2 separate regions of the Homo sapiens genome follow, and region 2 is linked to region 1. A link is a loop called in an ENCODE intact Hi-C map of the cell type or tissue named here. Cell type or tissue: natural killer cell. All regions are shown on one strand. Links, peaks and the distances in the headings refer to the core of each region. The heading gives the core; the rest is flanking DNA. Region 1 overlaps NCOA1 (nuclear receptor coactivator 1). Region 2 overlaps NCOA1 (nuclear receptor coactivator 1).

The links. A loop is a pair of places that touch in the nucleus more often than their neighbours do. Peaks named below come from ENCODE experiments on the same cell type or tissue, not always from the same donor. Only the 100,000 strongest peaks of a DNase experiment are listed, where the experiment ranks them.
Region 2: a loop joins it to region 1, with 2.4 times the contacts of the local background. A loop is called at or near these places in 2 of 110 quality-filtered maps.

Annotation. Positions count from the first base shown.
Region 1 is chr2:24,737,019-24,742,018 of GRCh38, reverse strand. NCOA1 (nuclear receptor coactivator 1) reads right to left here. Exons shown (of 23, transcript NM_003743.5): 18 at 2,486-2,587; 19 at 1-235. Among named protein-coding and RNA genes, the nearest start is that of PTRHD1, 54 kb to the left of the region's middle. In natural killer cell, for the core only: no CTCF peak of the experiment used is centred there; DNase peaks (open chromatin) are centred at 2,168 and 2,488; H3K27ac peaks cover 2,743 bases.
Region 2 is chr2:24,604,973-24,622,592 of GRCh38, reverse strand. The region is part of intron 3 of NCOA1 (nuclear receptor coactivator 1); the gene reads right to left. Among named protein-coding and RNA genes, the nearest start is that of NCOA1, 120 kb to the right of the region's middle. RefSeq lists an enhancer at 9,198-9,247. In natural killer cell, for the core only: CTCF peaks have their summits at 9,165 and 9,365 (motif pointing left); a DNase peak (open chromatin) is centred at 9,332; H3K27ac peaks cover 588 bases.

The sequences.
Region 1 (5,000 bases), core at 1-5,000:
GGGTTCCTGGATTTGTACCATAGTTTGGTGGATAGGGGAATTGCTGTGGAGCACCCTGAGGAAGACGGGGGTTCCCCATTTGAACTGGTAGTCCAGATGAGGGAGGGAGGTTGTTCCCAAAGCTTTGCTGCCTCATAAGCATGGCTCTTTGCTGCTGTATTAGCTGCCTCTGTCGGTGCTGTTGACTGTACAGTTCCCGCTGACGTTGTGCCAACATTTGAGCATTCAGGGGTGGCTGAAAAGCAGGAAAAAACTCACTTACTAAAATTATTATAATCACTATCTATCCTGGAAAGTTCATTGGATTAAGGCCTACTTGCTTGGGGCAATAAAGTACATAGCAATTATCACTGTACAAGGGAAACTAAAACAGAAAAGGAACAAAAACCTCTTAAGTAACAATCACAGGAGAAAAAATGAATTAAGTATATTTTACAGATTAAAAGTAGTCAAGAAATGCTAAACAATATCTGACCATTATAAATGAGAACGCAAATTCTCAATGAAAAGTCACACAGAACTGAAAAATTCAAAGAAAGTATGTATTGATTAGTATTATAATATTGGCCATGAACATTGTTAAGAGAAACATGAAGACCATAAGGAAGTGAAAGAAAATGTGCTTGATGACTTCTGTCCTATCCTTCATTAGATCATTAGAAGACTTTTTCAATTCCAAAAAATTTACTGTGTTTCTGGTAAAGAGAAACTTAGTTTTTCCACTTTTCTCACTGAGAACATTATCCCAGTTTATTTAAATGAATAACATGTGATTATAGGTGATTTTAATTTTCATTATACTTTTCTATATTTACCAAATTATTACGATGAACATGTACTACCTTTACAATTAGAAAAAACCTACAAATACCATTAAAAAAGGAAGATTCTGAAATCTAGGATCCAATGCCTAAGAAATTATCACTTAAAAAGAAAATAAGTAGAAATAAAATAGTAAAAAGAAATAAATGGAAACAGCTATTTTGTATTATTATTGGAGTTTCAGATTATTCCAGGCATTAGTGTAAGTGGTTTCAGTTATAATATTATGGATGAGGAAAGAAGTGGTCAAATTAGCTTAAAATCATTTTTTCAATGTAACATGGCATATCAATAAAGCCTTCTTCAGAAAATGTCAATTCAGATTGAGAATCTGGTTAAAGCATACAGCTCTTGCCAACTACATATAGTCTAATCTAGAAGAAACTATGAAATAAGACTTTCTGATAGGAATTATCTTTATGTGAATCCAAAAGTGGGGTCTTGTTTCCTTACAACCTAATTACTCCTGAATTAGCTAGCACTAAGATTTATAATTTGTAAGACAGAGAAACTGAAATCTGGATCCATGAAGATGTCAATATCTGCTGCTTACCAACAACTTCAGTCAATACAGTCATGTGATGCATAAAGACATTTCAGCAATAAGACATTTTAGTAATAAGACATTTCAGTTGCACACAATGGACCAAATTCGGTGGTCCCATAAGATTATAATACTACAGTATTTTACTGTACCTCTTCCACGTTTAGGTATGTTTTGATATACAAATACCATAACAATTGTCTACAGTATTCAGTAGAGTAACATGCAGTACAGGTTTATAGCCTAGGAGCAATAGGCTATACACATAGCCAGGATGCTAAGTAGGCTATACCATGTAGGTTTGTGTAAATACACTCTATGACCTTTGCACAATTATGAAGTTGCCTAATAACACATTTTTCAGAACATATCCCTGTCTTTAAGTCATGCATGGCTGTATTTATCTCTTTAATAATACAGGTGCTGGCTTTATTTGCTCCTAATCCATCTAGTTCCATATTGTGGAGAGGAAAAGAGTATTGTTTAAATCCTCTCTAAAATTCCTTATCTCCAAGATTTTTACATCAACTTTGTTATGAAATAAAAGTAAGTAGTTGAAACAAAAAATTTTTAGGTATGTATGGGGTAAAGTAGAGAGTGAGTACTAGGTAACATTTAGAAGTCCACCTAGTTCTTTTTATGTTTAAAGTTCTAATGGCTCTGGGTTTATTAAAAAAAAAAAGGGATTTAAAAAATAAATACAAGCTAGAAAATGCTGATGTTCAAATTGAACATAGTACACAAGATAGTTAAGACAGCTTAGCAATGTGACTGGGTTTTGATCAGGTTTCGGGTACCGTTCACACAGTTTCGTATCAGAGGCTTCCTGTTACTGGTGCTATTCGCTACAGAAATAAGAGTTTTTTCTACTTAGTCATCTGGTATCCAATAACAATGACAATAATAACAATAAAACAAAACAAAGCACCATTTGCTTTAGATCAAATATCAGTAAGAGGTATCAAAAGTAGATTATTAATTCATTCTCAAAGAAAACTACACTACAAACATCATTAAAAGATCAGCTCACAGACCATTTCAAAGACACTCAAGTCAACACTTTAAGAAACACTATGTGGGTTAAAGAAGTACTAATGACGTCTGGTTTTCTCACATTACCTGAGGTGTAATTTGCTGTTGCATGCCTGATCTCATATTGATGCCAACAGGAGCAGTTGCTGCAAACTGGTTTAAGATAGCTTGCCGATTTTGGTGTATCAACTAGAGAAAAATGGAAACAATAAGATATATTTCTACACACAAGCATAACACGGGCCTTATAAAGTAACACAAACTTTCTATTGATTACTAAAAAGTTTTAGTGTTGCAGGTTTGGTTAGATTATTTCCTATGTTTATTTTCCAAAAGGCTAGTAGTTCCCAATGTTTATAAAACACTTATTGCCTCCAAAACACTATGGCAAAGTATTTAAAAGTAGGATACAAACACACTGCACTCCAGCCTGGGTGACAGAGCGAGACTGTCTCAAAAACAAACAAACAAACAAAACAACAAAAAAACATGTTAATAGTTATTTTAGATAAGTGCTGCAATGGGGAAGAAGAAGTACCAGCCCTAGGTCTTAAAATATTATAAATGTAAAAGCAGGTATACAGTAAGGGCACATTTTACAAAGGTCTGGAAGATGAAGGGAAAGTTGAGCAAGCTGGATGGTATTCTCACTTGGAGGTACTATGTCTGGTGGATACATATTTGGGGAAAATCCAGTATGATTTCATTAGCTAGACAGTATTATGTAAGAAACAAATGGTCTGAAAAAATGGATTATTTATTTAACTAGAAAAAGTAATTACTTTAGACCAGCATTTCCCAAATTGGTATGCTAAAGAACAATGCTAAAGAACATTGTTCTGCAGGATATTAATAGATGTGCTGGGAAAACAGCATGCTGTGCTGTATTAAGTACTGGAAATGATGGGTTACACAAGGTAAAACAGATTTATTTACTGCAGAAATTTTATAAGCCTTTAATTGGCCAAAAGCACATTGTGGATCGCCAAGAAGGGATATACTATGCAATTTATTTATCATGAACCTTTTTTTCTAACATCTAACCATTAATATCTATCTCTCAGAACAATTTTCTGTGAATACTGGTTTGGAAGATCAGTCTAGACCAGGATTAGGGTTCCAGGTCATAGGCATGCCAGGCATGCCTTAACAGTATCTGGTAACAAAAGAAGTATTCTTGGAAATGAGATTTTCTTGAAAACAATGTATAGCTTAAAACATTTCTTCTTCAATAATTTCATATGAATAAACTATTCCGGAAGATAACAGTAACAATAATATTAATACTATTTTATGTTTATATACTTTGTAAAACACAAATTATATATACTTATATATCATAAATATATTTCAATATATTATACATAAACTAGAAAGCCTACGAAAGTTTTATAAGAATCCAAAGAGCTATGAACAGTGATTAAATCTCTTGTCATCAAATAGCTCAACTCTTAATTCTAACTTCAGTCATTTTCTCACTCCCATTAGATCAGAAAACAAACCAATTTTGGGGAAAAGCTCATTATAATATAAATGTTAAAATGACAAATCTAAGGCATTGTGGAATAAGTTAAAACTTTTTGAAGTTCTGAGTCACTTCAAAAAGAAAGATACCAACTTTATAGTTTTAAAAGTCAAAAAGACTCTTAAATACCAAAACTGATATACTTCTTAAACTTGAAAGACCAGGAACATAAATTTAGATAAACCAAGTTAATTTTATAAAGATTTACTTAAAAACTCAGTACATTCAAGATACTGTATAAAGTTTGGAGGTTACAAAGGTGAGCAAATTCCTGTCCTTCTAGGAGTTCCGTTCCCTATTGAGTGGCAGAAGCCAACGCACAACAGTAAAATGCACAGGTGCTTTGTCTGCATAGACGGACACATCTACGGCAGCACAGAGGGAGCAACTCATTCAGTCTAGGGATGAAGACAGGGACCAAGAAGCATGAGTGAGCTCAGCTTGCATTCATCTTGAAGGATGAGAATGCAAGGTGGCAAGGAGGAGGGCAGAGTTAACTTGAGGCAGAGGGAACAGCAAGTAAAAAAACAGGAGAGGAGGCAATGAGGCCAGGTAAAAATACATTCCAAACATATAGCTTTATATATTCTTTGAATTGTGAGATAATGTACAAATGAAATGGGTAGGGATGGAGGAAAGATGCCTGACAAGTAGTAATAGGCTCTTTTTTAGAAGTAGAAGGAATTATTCTAAATAGCATAAATCTACAAGTACTTTCTGTTATAGGAAACCTGGTCTATTTCTGCCCTTGAATTAACCCTTGTTCATTTTTTCCTCCCCTTGACTATCTGTGTGTGCAACCTGACTAGTGCTGTGTACACCTGTCTTATTTTGACCTGCCTCTTCTCTCCAATTATTAAAATGCTTTGTTTTTCAACAAGTAGGTCAAGTTCCACTTCTTCCAACATAGCCTTCCCAAAAGGATCGCTACATTCCTCAGCTCCTTGGAAATCTTAACTTTCAGAGAGGTGGGGAGTGGGAGGAGATTAGTTGTTAGTCCTTAGACACAAACACAGGTTAAAAGGCTTGTTGTAGAAGAAAAGGAAATGTGGGGCTTGTGGCCAGCGGAAGAGGGCA
Region 2 (17,620 bases), core at 7,330-12,329, 130 kb after region 1:
TATTGTTTTTGGAATAGAAATTGGTATATCCTTCTGGAGTTACCAAAATAATTACAATGCACAATCTATCTTCTAAGAATTTGTCTTCACCATATAATCAAAAGTACAAAGACATAATCATAAGTATAGGGCAGTAGTTATTAACTGGGGCTGTATTACCTCCCAGGAAACACTGGTAATGTTTGGAGGCATTTTTGGTTATCACAGCTCAGGGTGGAGAGTGCTACAGATGTCTACTAGGTAGATATCAGATGCTGCTGAACATCTTACAATGCATAAGTACAGTCCCCACAACAAAGAATTATCTGACCCCAAAGTCAACAGTGCTGTTGTTGAGAAACAGTGGTATATGAGGATAAATTATTTTTTACCATTGTGGCTACAAATGCTTCTCCTCAGAAGGGAAAAAAAACAACAGTTCTTATTTAGGTCAAATTCCTGTATACTAACTGGCTATACTGGAGGTCAGTGTGCATTAAACCAAACTGCTGTATGGTTCTCCTTCTCCTATGTTCATCATCTATTTTGCTGGATATGTAAGTGGATGCAGCCTGATTTCTCAGGAGTGTCTGAGCATTTTCCTCTCACACAGTTAACATGTCAAAACATGCGGGGACTAGAGGTGTCACTCTGTGAACAGAACCTGACAGTCAGCTAACAGTATACGGTCAAACATTAGGTTTGGGGAAATGAGACAAAGGCATGTATCAATTCCTAACAAAGCTTCCTAGGATACAGAAAGACAGAGATTAGGTACAAATTAGACCTACAGGGATTCAAATTCATGAGCGCTGCTTAGAAAGCTGCCTGAAAGGCTGGGCGTGGTGGCGCATGCCTGTAATCCCAGCACTTTGGGAAGCCGAAGAGGATGGATCACCCGAGGTCTGGAGTTTGAGACCAGCCTGGCCAACATGGTGAAACCCTGCCTCTACTAAAAATACAAAAAATTAGCCGGGCATGGTGGCAGGTGCCTGTAATCCCAGCTACTCAGGAGGCTGAGGCAGAAGAATCACTTGAACCCAGGAGGGAACCCAGGAGGTGGAGGTTGCAGTGAGCTGAGATCGCACCATTGCACTCCAGCCTTGAGACGGAGTGAAACTGCAGCCTTGAGACGGAAACTCTGTCTCAAAAAAAAAAAAAAAAAAAAAAAAAAAAAAAAATCTGCCTGAATACACACATAACACAAAAAATGAAATCTGAATTTCTAGACAATAACAATGTTCAATTAGACACTGAAGTGGTTCAAGTATTCAAACGGAAAACAAAAAAACAAGAGATTTTAAATATACCAGATATATAATAAGGGGACAAAGGAAGCCTCAGGAAAGATGAGGACTGAAGTGCCGTTACTGTAATTTTCTAAATGTTTCACAACAAGACAAGGCATTTCACATGCCATATTCCAGGAAAGGGGCCAGGTGAATAAGGGAACTCCTCCCCACCCCCCACATACCACACAAGATTATGAGAATCACAGTAACAACTCTTCCCATGACGAAAGCAGGGTAGATAAGAGGGCTGGGATACTCCAAAGAAGGAATAAGGAAAAATTTCTAGCTTAGTTAACAAGAAGAAACATGGTATCATGAATTCAAAGTAGCATTTCTTTTCAAATATCCTGTTATTATCTCTTACCACTAACACAGAAAGATACTTACCCTAATTAGCTTAAATTTTGTCACACATATGCAATTCTTACTTAAGTAGCATAGAAAGGTCCTGCATATCCTAAATTTTTATAAATCAAATTACATTCTTTATATATAAGCTACAATATTCCATTCAATGAAATTCTGTGAATCATTCTTTAAAAAATTAATCCCATCTTAACACATTTGTATAAAATCAAATTTTTATACATGTGAGCCAGTGAACATACAAAACACTTTAAAAACATACAACAAAAATAAGAATTAAATTTGTCTATATTATTTTGCATATTCCCAGAAAGACTCATAATATTGAATAGTTTTGTTTTGTTTTTGAGACCAGTTTCGCTCTTGCTGCCCAAGCTGGAGTACAATGGCGTGATCTCAGCTCACCAAAACCTCCGCCTCCCAGGTTCAAGCAAGAAATTCTCCTGCCTCAGCCTTCCCAAGTAGCTGGGATTACAGGCATGCACCACCACACCCGGCTAATTTTTGTATTTTTAGTAGAGACGGGGTTTCTCTATGTTGGTCAGGCTGGTCTCAAACTCCTGACCTCAGGTGATCCGTCCACCTCGGCCTCCCAAAGTGTTGGGATTACAGGCGTGAGCCAGCACGCCCAGCCAATATTGAATAGTTAATAACAATCTGAACATGAGGTTTGCTGTAAAAGCTGAACAAACCAAATTATACAAAGTTTGGCAATAGTAATGAAAATAGAAATCTGAAATTATTGCCAGTTTATTATTGCAAGATGAACTGAGTCTCCCCAAAGGCATGCTTTTCTTAGTCTTAGTTTGGGCTTTGAACTTGCTGAGAAGGAATTTAAATTTTGTAGAAAGGATAAGAATTTTACCCAGAAAAACTGGAAAGAATTCTGTACAGTAAGTATGAGGAACGACTGAGGAGTCTGAAAAGACTGAGAGGGTAGGCTGTTTTGGGGAGAGAAGGTCAGGAAGAGGTAGGATGTGGCCAGTTAAAGAAGAACAAGAAAATCTGAGAAAGAACAAAGATACTTAAAGGCAATTTATAGGAAGTAAATCTTGCTGGATCAAACTACTCCTTTTATACCCCCAAAAAACCCTTTAGGAATAATCTCTATTATTTATCACCAAAAATATAATTTTATAATTATCTTTGTAATTATATAACTATAATTATTTTTAAAATGTTTTGCTTGTTTTCTTGTTTGTAAGAAGTCTGGAAGAGAACTTCAAGGACAGAGAATGGTAGTCTAAGGATCAAAACCAATCTGTCCCCCTGCCCCGACCAAATAATTACACCATAAGTATTCTATCTCTTACTGAAAAACAACATATTTCTCCAAGTTAACCAACCAGTCAGTTTATTGGTTAACTCAAGGTCATAATGAAGTCAAGGCTCTGGGTCTGGACCCCTTTGATCCATTAACTGTTCTAAACTGAGTTCACAGGCTATATTCCCAATGTTTGGTAAGCTGCCTTTCAAAAGAAGTAGTTCGTTAGTCAGATAAGGGTAGTTGAGAGAGTATGAATGAATCAATGAGAAATGATCACTCCTACTATTGGTAGTAGATTCACTAATTTTGAATCTAAGGCCATATTATTAATACTTTGTGGGAAAAGGTCAAAGAATCTTCAACAGTTTGGAAAATTATTCTTTTTCAGTTTCATGTAAGCTTTCACAAGAAGGTTCACCATTTAATTTTAAGTCTAAAACAAACCCAAGTGAATACTTTCCAAGAATAAAGGTTACATTCATAAAAGAATTACTACTTATGACACAATTATATCATTTTAATGATGCCTAAATAGAAGCAATTAAACAACTAACAAGGTGAAAGAAACTATGAAACGTCCTGTTAATTGTTGACTATAGCAGAAGAGTTTTAAAAATCACACATTTTGTTTAAATTCCTCTCACGTAAAAATCCAACAAAGCAATAATGGTAACATAAGTAGTAAGTAACATCAAATTTTTAATCATAAGTGAAAAGACAGTATAAATTGTCTCCTCTTTCCTATTTAACCATCTGGAACATATTACAAACTCTCTGAAAGCAAGAAAAATCTGCAAGTATAATTACACTTTGGGACTATTAGCATGACATGCCTCAATAAATACTTCTAATAGGATCTGCTGATAGAATAACTGGCACTAAAATGGATGGATTTTCATTATTTGCCTATTTGTTCTTACTGGCTAAATGCTCAAAAAAAAAACCAATGAACTGTTTATTGAATACAGGAGGGGGGAACATACACCCAGCAAGGGCAAGGTATGGCAGTTTGTAGAGGTAGAACAGAAGGAATGAGCACAGATTTGTGAAGGCCTGAGTTCAAATCATATTTTCTCTCCCACCCTTCCTTCCTTCACCTCTCCTCACCCCAAATCTGCATAACTATCCATGCTCTGGTTAAAAGTCACTTGGTTAAGGTTAGGTGAATATATTAAATTAAATCTTGAGTTGGCTGAATTCCATTGGCTGAAGGTCTTCAGACCAGATGGTAAACTAGTTACAAGGAATAACATTCACAATTTCCTCTGTTCTTGATGGTTTTTGAGATTTAATATATAGCCACTTAAATGGAACAGTGAAGCAAGTGAAGAACTGCATCAGTAAGGATTTTCAGGAAGGGAGCTTGGCAGCTGAGCAGCAAAGTCAAGAGGCTGCCGTGTCTTATCCAGATATAATGAGTAGTTGAACTAAGCAGCAATAGTTGGAGTGAAGAAGACATTATTAAACTAATTCAACAAGTGTTGGGAGTGAAAAAGGGAGGCCAAATTGTCTGCATGTGTGAATTACAAAAGTAATTCATTTTTACTACACAACTTTGGAAAATACAGGTAAATAAAAATAAAATTAAAATCACCCATAGCTGTACTATCTAGAATTAAAGTGAATATCTGCATATGCATTCTTTCTATAAATATCTCTATATAGTTTTATTTTAATAATTATGGAATTATAATGAATATATTGCTTAAGAGCATCTTTTTTCACTAAGTTTACATATGTTCCTTCTCATGTCATTAAATATTCCACAGAGATTTTACTGTCTGTAAAATATTTCTGCGTGTGTGCGTGTGTGTGTATATCACAGTTTTTAAGAAATGCAGTGATTATGACTTCAGATTGGCTCCAATTTTTTGTTTTTTGGTATTAAATAAAATACAGGTACTGTGATGAGGCATCTTCTGGCTAAAACTTTGTTTATATTCTCTGAATAAGCTCCTATGAACACCAAGGTTCCTGGCATGAGGGACTCATTAATGCCATTTAGCCAAGCCTGAGTTTATGGGAGATAACAGATGTCTGAGGGAGAGGCTGATTAACTCAGTTACGTACACATTAATCATGAGGTGGCAACAGGACACCCAAGAAGATATGTTCAGATGACTTTCAAAGAAGTGGAATATAAAGGATTCTGGAATCACTAACACATTAATGATAGTGGAGTGTATGAGATGACCAACAGAACGTGTGCAGAAAGAGAAGAGAATGGATTACTATGGAAGCACTGCAATATTTCAAGAGGGACACTGTTACAGCTGGAAGAACAAGTAAAAAAGAGAGAAAATGGATAGAGGTAAAAGGAAAACCAGCAGAAGTTGAGGTGGAGAGATCATAACGTTCAGTTTCGAGAAGGATTTTTGTACCTGCCAAAACAATCACAACAAACTCTTAGAAAAAAGTGCCCAAAGGTAATGAAGAGTCTGCTAAAATTTAAACCCCAATTAGGCATGAATACTCTTCTCTCAAAGGGCCCTGAAATTCAACATACCCCAACAACACCACAGTCATTGGAGCAACATGCTTTTATGTTCAACATTTCTACCATCCTCCCCAACTTCATACCATAAAGATGCAAACAAGTATTTGATGGTAAGTTTGTAGGACAGTATTATAAAGTCTCTTTTTGAGGGGTGGTGTCTAAAACTGTATCTCTCCATCCAAGGTTTTGGCTACTCCTAGTATACTAAGATTTGTCATCACAGTAAACATGTCTATGTTCACAATTTCGACCTCATTTTATAAACTTTCCAAAGTATCGCTTTCAGAATCAATTTTTTACAGACTGGATTTCATTTTTCCCTTCCTCTTTCTAGCCTCTGCTAAATCCTCAGGGATTAAGAGCTTAAGTCCCCTAACAACTGTTTTCCAATGTTTCCAAATACCCACACTAACTGCTCTACTTTCCTCAGTTCTAGTCAGGGACTGCTCATGTCCTGAGCAGGACTACAGTACATATAAAAAACTACAGTACTTCTAGGTAGGTGTCATACAGATATGCAAGTAGGAGATCAAAAGTGTACTCTTATATCAAGTCACACTCATCAGGTTACCAAAACATGCAGAACTGCTGCCTCTGTTTTGGGGGTATTTTTAAAGACCAACTTCATTTATTTTCCTATAATCCCCGATATCATTTTATCCATTACAACATCATCTTCCTTCCCCTAGACTCACATTCCTCCCCTTCCAAGAAATTCTTTATTCATTCCCTTTCACTTTTCCCAGTTTTGCCAAAAGAAATGGTATTTCTCTTGCATTTTTAATATGCTATTTTATTGGGAACATTGGAGAAAGATGGAAAGAAATCTCAACTATCAAATCCATACAAGAGCAACAAACGGTATCAAATTAAAACTATGTACTATGGTAACTATGTAACAAATTATTTTTCATCATCTGTGAAAAAGGATGGTAGGAAAAGGGAAATGTGCAAATAGCAGACACAACTCATGATGAAATTCACCCCACATACAAATCATCATTTCCATCCTCTGAAGGTTACTATTCCTTTGTTTCTCTTCTCTCTTCCTCTAATGTATAACCTAATGTGACAATGCTACCAAGTAACAAGCATGTAGACTCCAAAAAGTGCTATTTGATAGAAAATTCAGTATTACATATAAAGAGTGCCATTTTTATTTTACTTTGAAAAATTGTCTGCTTTAGTAAAAACTGAACCTAAAAGTAGGCTCTTAATATTCTAACACTGTCCTTATAAAAGTTTCCTAAGATCCCTGATCTTTTCATAAATGTTGGATGAATGGAACACCTTTGTAGTAATGACAAATTTCAGCCAGCCTTTACTTTTCCTCCTATCTGGACTTACTACTCTAATCCCTCACATTCTCATCCTCTTCCCTCTAGAAAGCCATTCCTCATCTGCAATGGTTTGGCTGAGTAACCCTCCTATGTGTCCTAGCATCTAACAAAAAAAGTAACTGTGTATGTATCTATCTGATTATATAGATAAGTTAACTGCAAGCTTCTTGAAAGCAGTGAGACTATGTCTCACTCACCGTTTTATCTCCAGAGCCTAGGACAATGCTTGGCACTTGTTAGATTCTCAACATTGACAGTCAGCATTGGCCCCCACCAGCACCATCGACCAGTACCCATCAGCTATTCCATCAACAACGTCCTAGACTAAGGCTTACTACAATCTCCTGCAGAGAAGCCAACATAACTTCTTAGAGGATTCCTTAAGTTCTGATACTAACCATCTACTGTGTGCCAAGCAATATATTACAGGTTCTATTTTATGTTATTTCTTCAAAAACCCCATGAAGTAAAAATAGTTATCCTCCTTTACCAACAAAATAATAAGAGGTCTGTGATAATTTACTTTCTCATAGCTACTAGTAACAAGCAGTTGAGCAGAGATTCATGCCTAAGTCTATCTGACTGTAAACTGAGGCCATTTCTACTGTGTTATTCTGCTTCCTCAATACCTACACAAAATCAACATAAATACATAATTTATCCAAATATATTTTTCTTGCTATATTCTGTAATGTCACAAACCCTTTGGGAATCAATAAAATTAACTCTGTGAATCACCTGGAAGACTGTAAAGATGGTAGGTTAAGATTACATGCTCTGGAATCAGAATGACTACTTGGATTCAAATAACAATTCTGCTACCCACTAGCTATATAAACTTGAATAATTCAATTTCTCTGTGCTTTGATTTGCTAATCTCTAAAATGGGAATACAAGTGGTAGCTATAGGATTCTTGTGAATAATAAATGACAAGATATGTGAAGGACTTAGAATGGAGCCTAGCATATAACAATATTAATACTAACAGCTAGAATTAGTGCATGCTTACAATATATGTTACCTTATTTTCAATAAACACTAGCTGTTATTATTTAATTATCTAAGTTTACATGAAGAAATAACTTTTTCTATGTCAGTGGTTCTCAGACTTGCAGTGCATCAGAATTATCTAGGAGGCTTTTAAACATACCCACAGGCCCTGCACCCTAGAGATTCTGACATGTAGGTGTGGTTGGGCTTTAGAAACTATTCTTTTGAAAATTTTCCAAGAGGATTCCCACTGCCTGAGATATGAGAATATGCTGGGCTAGAGATCTTAAAACATTTCTATTTTAAACGTCTGATATAAAGAATGAAAATGGGCTAGGTGCAATGACTCATACCTGTAATCCCAGCACTTTGCAAGGCCGAGGCAGGCAGATCACTTGAGCCCAGGAGTTCAAGAGTAGCCTGAACAACATGACAAAACCCTGTCTCTCCAAACAAAACAAAACAAAAACAAAAAAGTAGCCAGGTGTGGTGGTGTATACCTATAGTCCCAGCTACACAGGAGGTTGAGGTGGGAGGATCCCCTGACCCCAGGTGGTTGAGGCTGCATGCAGTCAGCTGTGATCACACCACTGTACTCCAGCCTGGATAACAGAATGAAACCCCATAGCAAAAAAAAAAAAAAAAAAAAAAAAAAAAAAAAGAATGGAAATGAATCGATACAATAGGCAGAAAAGCAAGTAATAAAGCTTCCAGATACTCCTGGGGCATATATGAATCCTAGTAACCTAGGGTTGGAAAGGATTGAGAAAAAAGTTTAGGCCTCTGAAAGTCAGGTAAGACACTATCAGACAAAGACAGGGCCCAAGAAGGACAATAACACCAGGAAAAGGGTAAATTCAAACATTAAAAACACCTTCAAAGGCAAACATCAAAGAAAACCTCTTGGCCTTAGCAAAGACATCATGAGGATTTGGTGCCTGAATCATCTATGCTATGTGAATACTCCTAAAACTCAAAAGTCGGGGTGCAGCAGGACCTTCTCTGCTTCACACCCAGGCAGATCTCCAGGTAACTGGAGCACCCATTCACCGGGATCAGCAGGCTAAGCCAGCCCACTCTCCCCATGCCAAGACCATGGTAAAGCAGGGCACTCTCTGCCCCATTCCCGGGCATAGCTTCAGGCAGTCAGAGGACCCATTTGCATGGATTGCTAGCCTGAGACACCCCATCCTTCCTGTGTAGAGATTGTGGTACAGCAGGGCCCTCTGTACGCAGCACCCAGGCAGATCTCCAGGTACCTGGAGTACCCACTCTCCTGGATTAAGAGTTCAGGCCTCCACCCCTGCCTGTGTAGAGAACTTGGGGCCAAGGAGGTTTGCCAGCTCCATGCCTAGGACCACCTCTGGGTGCTTGGTGGCTGCCCATTGGCTTCTCCCTCAGTGTTAGTGATTGTGCCTGCCATCAGGGGACTGTAGGTGGCCTGGCCCCACTCATCTTGCTTCCCACTCCCCTGGGGCTGAGCAAGTAGCTCAGACCACTGTGCACTCCACGTATCAGCCCAATGCCTGAGGCAACAGAGAGCTTCTTCCTGTAAACAAGTATCAAGTGTATACCTAGTCACACTGGCTACAGCTGGCTAAGTGATCTTACCCGTAAGCGCCATCTACTGGCTTGTAGGTTGAACCCTACAGCCCAATATAAAATCTGCCCAAAGAAGTACATAGGCTATAGAAGCAAAGCCAAAAGATGCTACCCAGCATTCTCTACAATCATATCCCCTAGGGAGTTGGGGAATGGAAAGGGAAAGAAAAAAAAAATATTACAGGGACAGGAACAAAAAAAGAAAAAAATCCTACCTGCATGAAAATAATTACAAAAATCAAAAGTGCCAGTGTCTCCAGATGAGAAGGAACCAGTGCAAGAATTCTGGCCAAACGAAAAATCTGATCGTAGTGACACCACTCAATAATCACACTAGCTCTCCAGCAATGGCCCCTAACCAAAATGGAAACTCAGATATGACAGATAAAGAATTCAAAGCATGAATTACAAGGAAGCTCACTGGGATCCAAAAAAAGGTTGAAAATCAACACAAAGAAACTTCTAAATCATTCTAAGAAATGAAGGAAGCGGTAAATACTTTAAAAAGAAGTCAATCAGAACTTCTGGAATTGAAAACTCACTTAAGGAATTTCAAAATATTAGGGAAAGCTTTATCAATAGACTGGACCAAGCAGAAGAAAGAATTTCAGAGCTTGAAGACTGCCCTTTTGAACTGATCTAGTCAGACAAAAATAAAGAAAAAAGAATTCAAAAAAAAGGAACAAAGTCTTTAAGAAATATGGGATTATGTAAAGCAACCAAATTTACTAATTGCTGGCATTCCTGAGATGGAGAAAAAGCAAACAACCTGGAAAACACATTTGAGGGAATAATTCAAGAAAATTTCCCGAATCTTGCAAGAGAGGTAGACATTCAGATACAAGAAATTCAGAGAACACCTGTGAGATACTACACAAAACAAACATCAATAAGAAATATAATCACAAAACGATTCAAGGTCAAAGCTAATGAAAAAGTCTTAAAGGTAGTCAGAGAAAAAGGTCAGAGGAAATCCCATCAGGCTAGCAGTGGACTTCTCAGCAGAAACTGTATAAGATTGGGGGCCTATTTTCAGCATTCTTAAAGTAATTCCAACCAAGAATTTAATATCCTGCCAAACTAAGCTTCATAAGCAAAGAAGAAATAAAATCTTTTCCAGACAAGCAAGTGCTAGAGAATTCGTTACCACTAGACCAGCCTTAAAAGAGATCTTTAAGGGAATTCTAAACGTGGAAATGAAAGAAAAATAACCTTCTACCACAAAAACACAATTAAGCACACAGCTCACAGACCCTATAAAGCAACCACACAATAGAAACTACAGTGACTAGCTAACAACTTCACAATAGGATCAAAACCTCACATATCAATATTAACTGTGAATGTAAACGGTTTAAATGCCCCACTTAAAAGGCACAGAGATGAATTGGATTAAAAAAAAAAGACTCATCTATCTGTTGCCTTCAAGAGACCCATCCCGCACATAACAATACCCACGGGCTCAAAGTAAAGGGTTGGAGAAAGATCTATCATGTAAATGAAAAATAAAAAGGAGCAGGGGTTGCAAGTCTTACATCATATAAAACAGACTTTAAAATAACAGTAAAAAAAGAACAAAGAAGGACATTACATTACAATAAAGGGTTCAATTCAACAAAAAGACTTAACTATCCTAAATATAAACCCACTGGAGCACCAACTTCATAAAACAAAAAAGGGAATGCTTATACATTTTTAGTGGGAATGTAAATTACTTCACCCACTATGGGAAACGGTATGGAGGTTTCTCAAATAACTTACAACAGAACTACCATTTGGCCCAGCAAACTCAATACTAGGTACATATCCAAAAGAATATAAATTGTTATGCCAAAAAGACACATGTACTCTTACGTTCACTGCAGCACTCTTTACAATAGCAAAAACATGAAGTCAACCTAGATGCCCAACAGTAGATCAGACAAATTAAATGTGGTACACGTATACCACGAAATATTATGCAGCTGTAAAAGAAAATAAAATCATGCCACTTGCGACAACGTGGATGTAGGCCATTATTCTAAGCAAATTAACAAGGGAACAGAAAACCAAATACTGCATGTTCTCATTTATGAGTGGGAACTAAACACTGGGCACTCATGGACATAAAGATGGCAACAATAGACACTGGGACTAACAGAGCAGGGAGGGAGAGATGGGAGCAAGGGTTAAAAAATTAACTGTTGGGTACTATGCTCACTACCTGGGTGACAGGGTCATTCACACCCCAAACCTCAGCATCACACAATATACCCATGTAACAAACCTGTACATGTACTCCCTGAATCTAAAATAAAAGTTAAAAAATTTTTTAAAAGGGGAGAATTTCAAGTTAAAACCTATGTTCATAGACCCCTAACTCCAAGCACATAGTAGAAGGAAATAAAAAATCTTCCCTGGAGGAATGCACTGTGAACTCAAGTCTAAAGAGTTCCACAGTTACACAGGGTTCCAGTTAAAAAAAAGAAGTTCATGATTCAAAAAAAAAAAACCACAATAAATACAAGTAAATAAGGCACTATTAGAAAGAGCCAGAGAAAACAAACAACAAAATTTGTTGTAAAATTTCAGATATTAGAATTATCAAATATAGAATATTAAATATGTTTAATATATTAAGAGAAAAAGATGGAACAAATAAAAATACTAGTAAAGCTCGAGAGAATATAAAAAATGAATGGGCAAATCTGAAAAATAACCAAACAGAACTACTAGAATTGAAAAACATCACAAGTAAAATCATAATGGAAGAAGTAAATAAACAGAGTCAGTGAACTGTTACACAGAAATGACAAAACAATTCAGAATGCAGCGTAAAGGCTGGGCGCTGTGGCTCACACCTATAATCCCAGCACTTTGGGAGGCCAAGGTGGGCAGATTACGAGGTCAGAAGATCAAGACCATCCTGGCTAACACGGTAAAACCCTGTCTCTACTAAAAAAAAGAAAAAAAGAAAAAATACAAAAAATTAGCTGGGCGTGGTGGCAAGTGCCTGTAGTCCTAGCTATTCGGGAGGCTGAGGCAGGAGAATCGCTTGAACCGGAAGATGGAGGTTGCAGTGAGCAGAGATCACGCCACTGCACTCCAGCCTGAGCGACAGAGACTCTGTCTCAAAAAAAAAAAAAAAAAAAAAAGAATGCAGCCTATAGTCACAAAGAAATGCAAAATATGAAAGAAAGGTTAAAAGACATGGTAGAGAAAATGGAACAATTACTACCAGAAAGACTACATTCCCTGATCACAATGCAATGAAATCAAAGCCAATAAGAAAAAGACATAAAATTGTCATACATTTCAAAACTTAAAACCGTATCACTAAATAACATATGACTCAAGGAAAAAATTATAAATATTTTTAAACCCAAGAATGAAAAAATAATGAAAACGCTACATTTCAAAATCATAAAATGTAGTAAAAGCAATACTCAGAGAATGTATTCCCATCAATGCTTTCATTAGAAAAGAATGACTGAAAACTGAGCTAAATGTCTAAGAAGTTACCAGAAAGAATTTCCTCACCAAGAAAAAAAAAAGGCACAAATATAAAAGCACAAATTGATGAAACAGAAATCAAATGCACAATAAAGAGAATAATTAAACCAAAAGTTGGTCCTTTTTTATTTTTTAAGAGATGAGGTCTCGCTATGTTACCCAGGCTGGAGGTGCAGTGGCTATTCACAAGCATGATCATAGCACACTGCAGCCTTTTAACTCCTGGGCTCCAACAATCCTCCTAGTCTCAGCCTCCAGAGTTGCTGGGATGGCCCTGCTCCACCACACCCAGCCTGGTTCTTTGAAATGACTTTTAAAAATCCTGCCAATGAGATCAAGAAAGAAAATAATACAAGGTAATTATAAATGAAAGGGAGAACTTAACAACTGACAAAGCAAAGATCAATGTTTTTGTTGAAAACATTTAAGTAATAGATTTGAAAACAAATGTAACCAGTAAATTCAATTAAAAAGATACATAACCCACTAAAACTAACCTAGGACACAGTGATATAAACATATGGTTAAATAAATATTTTAAATGGAGAACAAGAAACAAATCTTTCTTACAGAAGAATTCCAAATAATTTATGTAGCTACTCCTCCCTCTGGGAGGTGAAACTTAATTCCCATGTCCTCACCCCTTGAAGGTGATTTAGTAACTTGCTTTCAAACAACAATTAAGTAAGGAAAAGAAAAAATAATGACTTTACAGTGAGTAACATGGCAATCACTATTTTACCAAGTGATGGAGGTTAATTTAACACCATCAGTGATGTCATGGATATTATGTGCCCCCTAAAATGATGTGATGAGAAGGGCCTTTCCTCTCTATGGTAGTCTTCCCACAACCTCACAAGAAAAACATCAGACAAACCCCAACAGAGAGAATATCTGGCCAGTACTCCTCAAGACTGTCAAGGTCACAAAAATAAGGAAAACCAGAAAGTGTCATAGACCAGAGGAGACTGGGAAGACATGACAATTAAATACAATGTGATACTGTGGGAACCCTGGACAGAAAGAGGATATAGGATATAAATGAAAAAAAAAAAAAAAAAACACAACAACAACAAGAAAAAAACAAAACAAAAAAACCTGTTGAAATCTAAATAAGGTGTCAAGTTCAGTGAGCCAGTGTCAGTCTCTTAGTTTTGACAAATGTACCATGGTAATGCAAATGTTAATAATGGGAGAACTGGCCAGGCATGGTGGCTCATGCCTATAATCCCAGTACTTTGGGAGGACGAGGTGGACAGATCACAAGGTCAAGAGATAGAGGCCATGCTGGCTAACAGGGTGAAACCCCATCTCTACTAAAAATACAAAAAATTAGCACGTGCTTGTAGTCCCAGCTACTTAGGAGGCTGAGGCAGGAGAATTGCTTGAACCCAGGAGGCGGAGATTGCAGTGAGCAGAGATCGCACCACTGCACTCCAGCCTGGGAGACAGAGCAAGACTGTCTCAAAATAATAATAATAATAATAATAATAATAATAATAATAATAATAATAATAATAGGGGAACTGGGTGAGGAGTATATGGGAATTCAATATACTATTCTTACAACTCTTCTGTAAATCTAAAATTATTGCTAAAAAAGTTTTTTGAAAGATGACACAAAAAGACATGAAAAGACTAAATAATCCTATAGTCATGAAGGAAACTAAATCAACAGTTTAAAATCTTCTCTAAAACTATGAGTTAGTTTTGCTTAAAAGTACAAGATTTGGTGACTAAGCGATAAACCTACTTAGAATCAACTCCAAACAGGCTTTGTTTTGTGTTCTTGGTATAAGATTGTCCAGCCTTAAAAGTGTATTGTATGGTATTACAGTAAATAAGAAAATACAGGTAGGCAAAAAGAAAAACGAATTCAACCATAATAATTTTTTAAAATCTCACAAAGAAAGTTGAGTTTTACCAAACTCAAAGAACAATTTCAGTCTTATGTAAACTCTTCAAGAAAGAGAAAATATTCATTCCCCAACTCGTTTTATGAAGCCAGTATAACCTTAATACCAAAACCAAATAGTGTAAGAAACTAAAGTAGGTGAATCTCACTTTTTTTTTTTTTAGACAAGAGTCTCGCTCTGTCATCCAGGCTGGAGTGCAGTAGCACTATTTTGGCTCACTGCAATCTCCACCCCCTGGGTTCACGCCATTCTCCTGTCTCAGCCTCCGGAGTAGCTGGGACTACAGGCACCCGCCACTACACCCGGCTAAATTTTTTGTATTTTTAGTAGAGATGGGGTTTCCCCGTGTTAGCCAGGATGGTCTTGATCTCCTGACCTCATGATCCGCCCGCCTTGGCCTCCCAAAGTGCTGGGATGACAGGTGTGAGCCACCGTGCGCCCAGCCAATCTCACTCTTGATCATAGATGCAAAACCGCCCAGCCAATCTCACTCTTGATCATAGATGCAAAACAGTACATAAAACACAAGTATCCCTCATAATTAAAAACTCAACACAGAAAATGACTATAGCAAATTTTATTAAAGATATAGCTGATATCCTGTTATTCCAACTTATCTTAATAAAATATAAATATCAAATAGACTCAAAAAAAAAAAAAACACAGTACCCCTCACTGTTCACATTCTAACTATTCACTCTCCAAAATTCAGGGTTTCCCAAATTATGCTATACAACATCTGTCTGACACCAAATAATTTCAAAATTAAATAGTACCACTTTCCTTTCAATGATGTGTTATCCTTATAAATCTGAGTTTATGGTAGTTGCTGTGAAAAAGAGCATCCCCAAGTGAAAATCAACATGGAACAAGAAGTGAGGGTGGCAATGGCAATGCCTTATCTGATTCCAAGGTTTGAGAAGTTATGCATTGCTCTGAGGTGCACACATATCCCATTAGCAAGGGACTGTGGTTATTTACAATTAAAATAAAAATATATCGAATTTATGCATATGATTTTTTCAAATAACTAATAAGTTATAAGGACATAAATACTAACTTGTTTGAAACTAAATAAACGTAGCTGTTAGGTATTTCTTTGACTTGAGGACACCATGAACTGGAAAGTTTGGGAGTATCTGAAATACTCATATAACATGGTATTTCTCACTATCCAAACTAAGACTGAAAATATGGAGACAGCAAAAAATACTTCAAACTGAAGAAAGTGATGAACAAAAGATTAATATATCTCATGACCAAGCTGAGTTTATGCTAGAAATATAAGTGCAGTTTAACATTATGAAGGTATAAGGCCAAGCATGGTGACTCATGCCTGTAATCCCAACACTTTGGGAGGCTGAGGCGGGTGGATGACCTGAGGTCAGGAGTTCGAGACCAGCCTGGCCAACATGGTGAAACTCTGTCCCTACTAAAAATACAAAAATTAGCTGGGCATGGTGGCAGGCGCCTGTAATCCCAGCTACCTGGGAGGCTGAGACAGGAGAATCTCTCAAACCCAAGAGGTGGAGGTTGCAGTGAGCTGAGATTGCACCACTGCACTCCAGCCTTGGCAACGGAGTGAGACTCTGTCACCAAAATAATAATAATAACAATAATGATAAAAATAAAAAAATAAAAATTATGAAGGTATAAATATCATTCACAAGATTAAGGAAACAAAAGAGAAATCCCAAATGTTCATCTCAATCATTACTGGTAAAACATCAGATTAAATTCAGCATTCCCGATAAATTTTTTTAAAAAAAATCTTAAAGAGAACCTCCTTGCTTCATAAAGGTAATCTAGAGAACACAGAATGTACTGTAGATATCTGTGAAATATAAGAAGCACGCTCTTTAAAATTAGAAATAACACTCATTAATCCCCACTTCTATACAACGCTGTACAAGTCTAGCCAGCACAGTAACAGGTAGGAAAAGGTACAGGAATTGGTATGAAAGAAACAAAACTTGGCCAAAAGATGGGAGAAGAGAAACTGAATGATGATGCATGGCAGATTTTTGTGGGCCAGGCCTAAAAGTGGCATAGATTACTTCTACTCACATTCTACTGACTAGAATTCATTTACATGGCCATTCCTGATGCAACAGAGGTGGAAAATTCAACCTAACTCTGTGCCCAGGAAGAAGAGGAAATTTTCAGTGTATATCTAGCCACCCTCTGCCACAAACCAAAATGGAAAATAATTTGGCATTATCTGAAATTGAATATGCACAAACCCCATAACTCAGCAATTCTACTTCTAGGAAGGGATACTTTTGCACATGCATACCACAAAATAAGAATACTCATAGCTCAATTGTTCATAGTAGAAAAAAACAATGTATCAATCAACAATAGAACAAACTGTCACATACCCTTAACTGAATAGTATAAACCCAGGAAAATAAATGTTCTACAGAGCAACATAAATAAATCTTAAAAATTTTTAAAAACTTAAGAGGTAGATAGTAGAATACATACAATATACAGGCATACCTCCTTTTATTGCACTTTGACTTATTGTGCTTTGCAGATATTGTGTTTTTTACAAATTGAAGGTTTGTGGCAACCCTGATCCAAGCAAGTCTGTCGGTGCCATTTTTCCAAAAGCATGTGTTCACTTTGTGCCTCTGTGTCACATTTTGGAAAACCTCACAATATCTCAAACTTTTTCATTATTATTATCTCTCTTATGGTGATCTGTAATCAGTGATCTTTGATTTTATTACTGTAATTGTTTTGGGGCACCATGAACATGTAAGCCCACATAAGGCAGCGAACTTAATCAACAAATGTGTATGTTCTAACTGTTCCACCAAACCAGCCATCTCCCTATTACCTGAGACACGATAATACTAAAATTAGGTCAATT